Regions from separate parts of the Homo sapiens genome. Here region 1 is linked to region 2. A link is a loop called in an ENCODE intact Hi-C map of the cell type or tissue named here. Cell type or tissue: heart right ventricle. All regions are shown on one strand. Each heading gives the region's core, and the rest is flanking DNA. Links, peaks and the distances in the headings are about the cores only. Region 1 overlaps SLCO3A1 (solute carrier organic anion transporter family member 3A1). Region 2 overlaps SV2B (synaptic vesicle glycoprotein 2B).

Region 1 (2,916 bases), core at 178-2,677, 780 kb before region 2:
CATTATTATATTTGTACTGTCTTTCTTCATATGCGTTTATCATTCCTGGAACCATGTAAGTTAATTTACAAACAAAACCCCTTTTCTTCATTTTAAAAGCAGCACATGCTCATTAAGGATGACTGAGGATAAACCAAGCGTAGAGAGGCAGAATAACACAGTGGCCAAGAACACAGACCCTAGAGCTGCATGGCCAGGGTCTGCAGTCACTGGCTGTGTGACCTTGACAAAGGTACTTACCTACTCTGGCCCTCCATACTCTCACCTGTGAGTGAGGTTAACAGTACCCACCTCGCAGGATTGTTTTGAGGTTTGGGTGATTAGTGCCTCACAAGGGCTTTCCACAGCGCCTGGCATACAGTAAGTGCTCAATAAATTTTAGCAATCATTATTACAAAGATGACAGCACAAATCACCATCTCTCACCACCCAGAAACACTGACATGCATTTAGATCTTCCCTTCTCGTCTGTTTCTATGCACAAGGCTTATTTCTTATGAGTAATTTTTAATAAATCCCAACACAGTTCTCCTAATGACAGAAAGCTTAGAGACAAATACGATTCTCTGAAGAACATACTTCTGAAGAATACAATTATCTATTGCAATAGAATTTCAGGTGCTGATAGAACGGAACTGCAAGGACCAGGCACTTCTCAGCTGTCCTTGGGAGAGTGGTGAAGGGAGAACCTACTGTACCCAGGAGTCACGCTGCCCTGCACTCAAACCTCTGCTCAGATCCCTTCCTGAACGTGGGAAGGGAGGGCACCTGAGGACAGTGAGATCTCACATGACAGTCAGTCCTGACTTCTTAGCAGTGACAGAGACAGCACCAAGCTAGCTGGGCAGCAGAAGGGCAGAGCTGAGGGTTCTGTACTTGACAAAATGAGAGATCCCTTTGGGGGAAGCCTGAGGTTTTCTTTAGAGGAATCTTGAGATTTGCTTGACTCAACTTCGAGGAAACAAGAAAACGGTCTCTCCTATAATATCTCGCAGGGCTGGTACACACGGGTGACGGCTTCTACCTCTTTACAAGGAAAGTGATCATTTCGTCTGATTATAAAAGTAATGCATTCAGCAGGGGGAAAACACAGTTTTCCTACCATCCAGAGGCAGTCATTTTCTTCAGCTCTTTCTCTGCCCCTTCTGATTTATTCAAGGTCAATCATTCTCACTATGCCTTGATAAGGTGAGTTTATGAGACTCTTTTTGTAGATGAGAATACAGAAGCGCAGAGAGATCAGTCAGCTGCACCAAGGTCACACAGCTTGTACATGGTGGAAGTGGATTTTAACTCAGGACTCCGGGACCTAGTTCCTAGAGAAAGAGCAGGTATCACGGCACAGTGGTGAAGGCGTGAGAATCAGCCAAGGCTGATTCCTACCAGGCTGGAATCCTGGTTACATTTCTCAATTTCTGGAAGATTCACTTCCCAACTCTGAGTCTGGGAAGAAGGGTTATCAGTCTTGTAGAACAGTGAGAATTATATGTAATGCATGCAAATCTTCTGATATCTGGCATGAATAGAAGCTTTCTAGAATTATCTTTGTGTTTCAGGAACAATGAGTCCAAGAATGGGGGCGTGCATGGCTGGTCTCCCTAGGCTGTTTCTTTGGCTGGACTTGGAGTAATTTTAACCCTAGATGGTTCTCGCAAGTGGGAGGAGTGAGGAGGAAACGCGGGTTGGCTGTGACTCTGCCCCACTAGAGGGCAGTGCTGACCTAGGAAAAAGAGCAATTCCAGGCTGCTTGAACATCCTTGGCCTCCACTTCCTAAATGCCTGTGAAACCCTCCGTCAGGGCTTTGCGTTTCTCATCACCCACTTGCCTTCGTCTCCTCAATTTATATAAATGTATTGCCACATCTTAAATCTGCAGGCTCAAAGTTCTCCCCTCAGAGGGAGCATTCTGCATCATATGTGCATGAATAAAACATGATCCATAAACAGCAGGAAACCTGCAATACACATTTATCTGGTGCCTGCTGCCAACAGCCTGCCAGCATTACATAACTGACCTTGCTTATGTCTGAGGAGGAGGTGAACAGGGAAGGAGACGGTGAGGAGGTGACCATTTATTGAGCACAAATTAGGTGTTAGACACTGTGTAATAGAATTATCTCCATCACAAAGTTTACAAACAAAACCAAACACTAATGTTACCAAATCCACACAGTACATGACAGAGCCAGAGCATATGTGCCCCTCCCCACATTACTGCACCTGTTGACCTCTTAGATCAGATACATCAATGGGGCTCAAACTGGGCTGCACATTGGATTCACCTCAGAAACTTGTAAAAAGAAAACACCAATCCCTAGGTCTCACTCCTGGAGATTGTGATGAAGCTGGTCTGGAAGACACACTAGGCAATGGGCTTTTCCCAAAGTCCCCAGGTGATTCTACCTGCAGACAGGTTGAGAATCCTGGACTAGAACCAGCCTCTGCCCTTGCTGCCCTTGACCAGACTTTCTCATTAAAAAGCACCATCAGTGGGCTGGGTGCAGTGGCTCACACCTGTAATCCCAGGACTTTGGGAGGCCGAGGTGGGCAGATCGCCTGAGGTCAGGAGTTCGGGACCAGCCTGGCCAACATGGTGAAAACCTTATCTCTACTAAAAATATAAAAGCCAGGCATGGTGGTGGGCACCTGTAATCCCAGCTACTAGGCAGGCTGAAGCAGGGAGAATTGCCTGAATCTGTGAGGTGGAGGTTGCAGTGAGCCAAGATCGCACCAGTGAGCCGAGATCACAACACTGCGCTCCAGCCTGGGCAATAGAGCGAGACTCTGTCTCAAAAAAAGGAGAAAAAGAAAAAAAAAAGCACCACTAGTGGTACCAGCACTGACCAAAGAAATAGCTGGTACCCAAAATGCATTTGGGAGGTAAAGAGTAGAATGATGGTTACCAGAGGCTGGGAA
Region 2 (2,916 bases), core at 136-2,635:
GCCTCTCCCCCGTCCTTCCTCCTCCCTCTTTTTCTCTCTCTCCTTCCCTCTCTTTCTCCCTTTCTCTTTTCTCTCTCTCCCTCTCTTTTTCTCTCCCTCTCCCTTCTTCTCCCTCCCTCTCTCCTTCTTTCTCTCACTTTTTCTCTCTCTCTCCATCTCTCTTTCTCCCTTCCTCTTTCTCTCCCTCTCTCTCTACTTTCTCTTTTTCTCTCTCTCTCCCTCTTTTTTTCTCTCTGTCCTTCCTTCCCTCTCTCTCTTCATCTCTTTCTCTGTCTTTTTCTCTCTCTCCCTCTTTTTTTCTCTCTGTCCTTCCTTCCCTCTCTCTCTTCATCTCTTTCTCTGTCTCTCTCCCCTTTCTCTCTCTCCCTCCCTCCCCCCTCTCTCTCCTCCTGCAGTAGGTTGCTTCCTAGTATCTCTGATTATCTTCTTTTAGCCTCCACTGATGTAGCTACATGCAGTTTTCTGTCATTACTTTGTTGGCATCTCAGGTGAGATTTGAATATAAAACTAACCCCATTTTCCCTGTGGATACCTCCTTTTCCTTTTCCCTTTAAGCTAGCCTTGAGCCTAGATTGCCTTTCATATTACACTGGCAGATCACCTGCCTCTCGCTCCCTCTGTGGAAAGCACTGGCGAGGAGTAATCAAAGCACGGTGCACCCTGTCAAGTATCTCCAAACGAAACAGAGCTCACAGGGCACGCACTCCCTTTCTTGTGACCAACCAAGACTCACATACAGGAAACTCTATTTCTGTGTCTTGCTTTATATGCATTCCCAAGTGATATTGTTCTTACTGTAGAAATCAAAACTTGGAGAGACCCTACAGCCATTGTGTCTGCCGCTTCTGTTTTAAAGATAAGGAAAATGAGGTTAAGCAACCAGCACAGGCTCTCACAGCCTTTCCCTAGATCTCAGAAGTGAAGGATGGAGTCAAGAACTTCAGGGCTTCCAAACCGAACTTCTCCTAGTACATTTTACTGCCTTTGCATGTATCCTGTGCTGAAAACATCTGCTCCCCTGAGCTCAGCTAGGACAGTGACTATTTAATATAGTTAATGCCAGGAACTTTCACCCCACGTATGGAAGAGTTCAATCTTTGAGTAGACACCTTGTGAATACACAAACCAACACTCCCTTCTGAATTCTCATTCCTAGCACATTGTCCTTACAGATTCCCAGGGGACACCAAGAGGTTTTTGCCTATATAAAATTAACTAGCAACAGTAAATGGTGAAGTCCTAATTAAATAAGCATGGGTTAAAAGCCAGTCGTCTGCTAAGATGGTGAAGGGTGTCCCCATCCCCATGTTTAATAAATGATTGCTGAATCCACAATTCCTCTAAAGTTGATGGGAAAGTTTCCATCTTTCAGATAAGAGCATATTATCAACGGTTAAAGGATATCCCAGGCCCTCCAGCAAATGCCTTCTGGAATCATCTCCACATTCAGACCCATCGTAAACAACAGAGGGGCAATACTCATGCTTCGCAAAAGCCGTTCATTCCCCTTGGCAAAGGCGGGAGAGAGGGCTCACCAACCTTGGAGAAGCCTGGTTTACATCGTCAAGGTAGCTACTGCCCTCTAGTGTTGATATGGGAATAAAGCAAAAAAGTATACCTGGTTGAAACGAAACCGAACTCCACAAAGTTTTTCAATTACTGATGTGTCTCAGCAGCCTTGGTAGGAGCTTGGAAAACATCATCAGGTGAGGATATTGCACTGGAGCTGACCTCTTGTGGCTTCTAAAGTTTCTTTCTTTTTTTTTTTTTTTTTGAGACAGAGTCTCACTGTGTCACCCAGGCTGGAGTGCATTTTCTTGTGTCCAACCAAGACTCACATACCATCTCAGCTCACTGCAACCTCCACCTCCCAGGTTCAAGAGATGCTCCTGCCCTAGCCTCCCAAGTAGCTGGGATCACAGGCATGTGCCACCACACCCAGCTAAGTTTTGTATTTTTAGAAGAGATGGGGTTTCACGATGTTGGCCAGACTGGTCTCGAACTCCTGACCTCAAGTGATCCACCTGCCTTGGCTTCCCAAAATGCTGGGATTACAGGTGTGAACCACTGCACCTGGCCTCCAAGATTTCTATTTGGCAAATTCACATAGCTACTTTCATACTTGTTAAAATACCGAAATGCTTCCATACCAGTTAGCAAAAGGCCACCACCCTCAGCCCTCTGACAACCAGCATCACCACTCCAGAACCAGGTCCCTCCTCTGCACCCCCCAGATCTCTCCATCATCAGGTTACTAAAGTTTTAAAGCTCAGCAAAGCAGGAGCCACCAAGACCCGGACCCAGAGTTACAGCTGCAGTGTTAAGTCCGCATTTGAATCAATCTGAGAATTAACTCTTTTACATATGACACTTCACTTGCTCCTCACCATTCAACTCATGTGCTCATTCATCGGTCTATTCATCATCTATTGAGACCTACTACGTATCAAATACTGTGTTAGTCACAATGCATAGGGAAAATGAGGGTTTTATTAGGTCACAGTCTTGTGGGATCCTCTACATTAAGATGGTGTCTATAATAATTTGGTTAATATTGGCCTAGTGGCCCAGAAACATCTGCAGCAGATGACCCTGGCTTCTTTTGGAAGAGGTTTGGTGGGGTGATTATACCATACTATATGCCAGGTGATGAGCATTCAGAACTTGGCTCTGACTCTGAAAACAGGTTGAGCATTCCAAATCCAAATCCAAAAGTCAAAAATCCGAAATGCTCCCAAATTGAAAACTTTTTGAGCGCCAACGTGTACTCCAAGGAAAAGCTCACTGGAGTATTTTAGATATCAAATGTGCAGACTTGGGATGCTCAGCTGGTAGGTATAATGCCAATATCCCAAAATCTTTTAAAACCGGAAATCCAGAACACTTCTGGTCCCAAACATTTGGGATAAGGAATAC

What was found. A loop is a pair of places that touch in the nucleus more often than their neighbours do. Peaks named below come from ENCODE experiments on the same cell type or tissue, not always from the same donor. Only the 100,000 strongest peaks of a DNase experiment are listed, where the experiment ranks them.
Region 1: it touches region 2 in a loop (13-fold over the local background); 102 of 110 quality-filtered maps call a loop at or near these places.

The regions. Positions count from the first base shown.
Region 1 is chr15:92,081,244-92,084,159 of GRCh38, reverse strand. All of the region lies in intron 2 of SLCO3A1 (solute carrier organic anion transporter family member 3A1), which reads right to left. Among named protein-coding and RNA genes, the nearest start is that of SLCO3A1, 230 kb to the right of the region's middle. RefSeq lists an enhancer at 1,764-1,813. In heart right ventricle, for the core only: CTCF peaks have their summits at 1,501 and 1,701 (motif pointing right); a DNase peak (open chromatin) is centred at 1,709; H3K27ac peaks cover 1,450 bases.
Region 2 is chr15:91,301,686-91,304,601 of GRCh38, reverse strand. It overlaps SV2B (synaptic vesicle glycoprotein 2B), which reads right to left. Exons shown (of 13, transcript NM_001323032.3): 13 at 2,037-2,916. Among named protein-coding and RNA genes, the nearest start is that of CRAT37, 160 kb to the left of the region's middle. In heart right ventricle, for the core only: a CTCF peak has its summit at 1,590 (motif pointing left); a DNase peak (open chromatin) is centred at 1,528.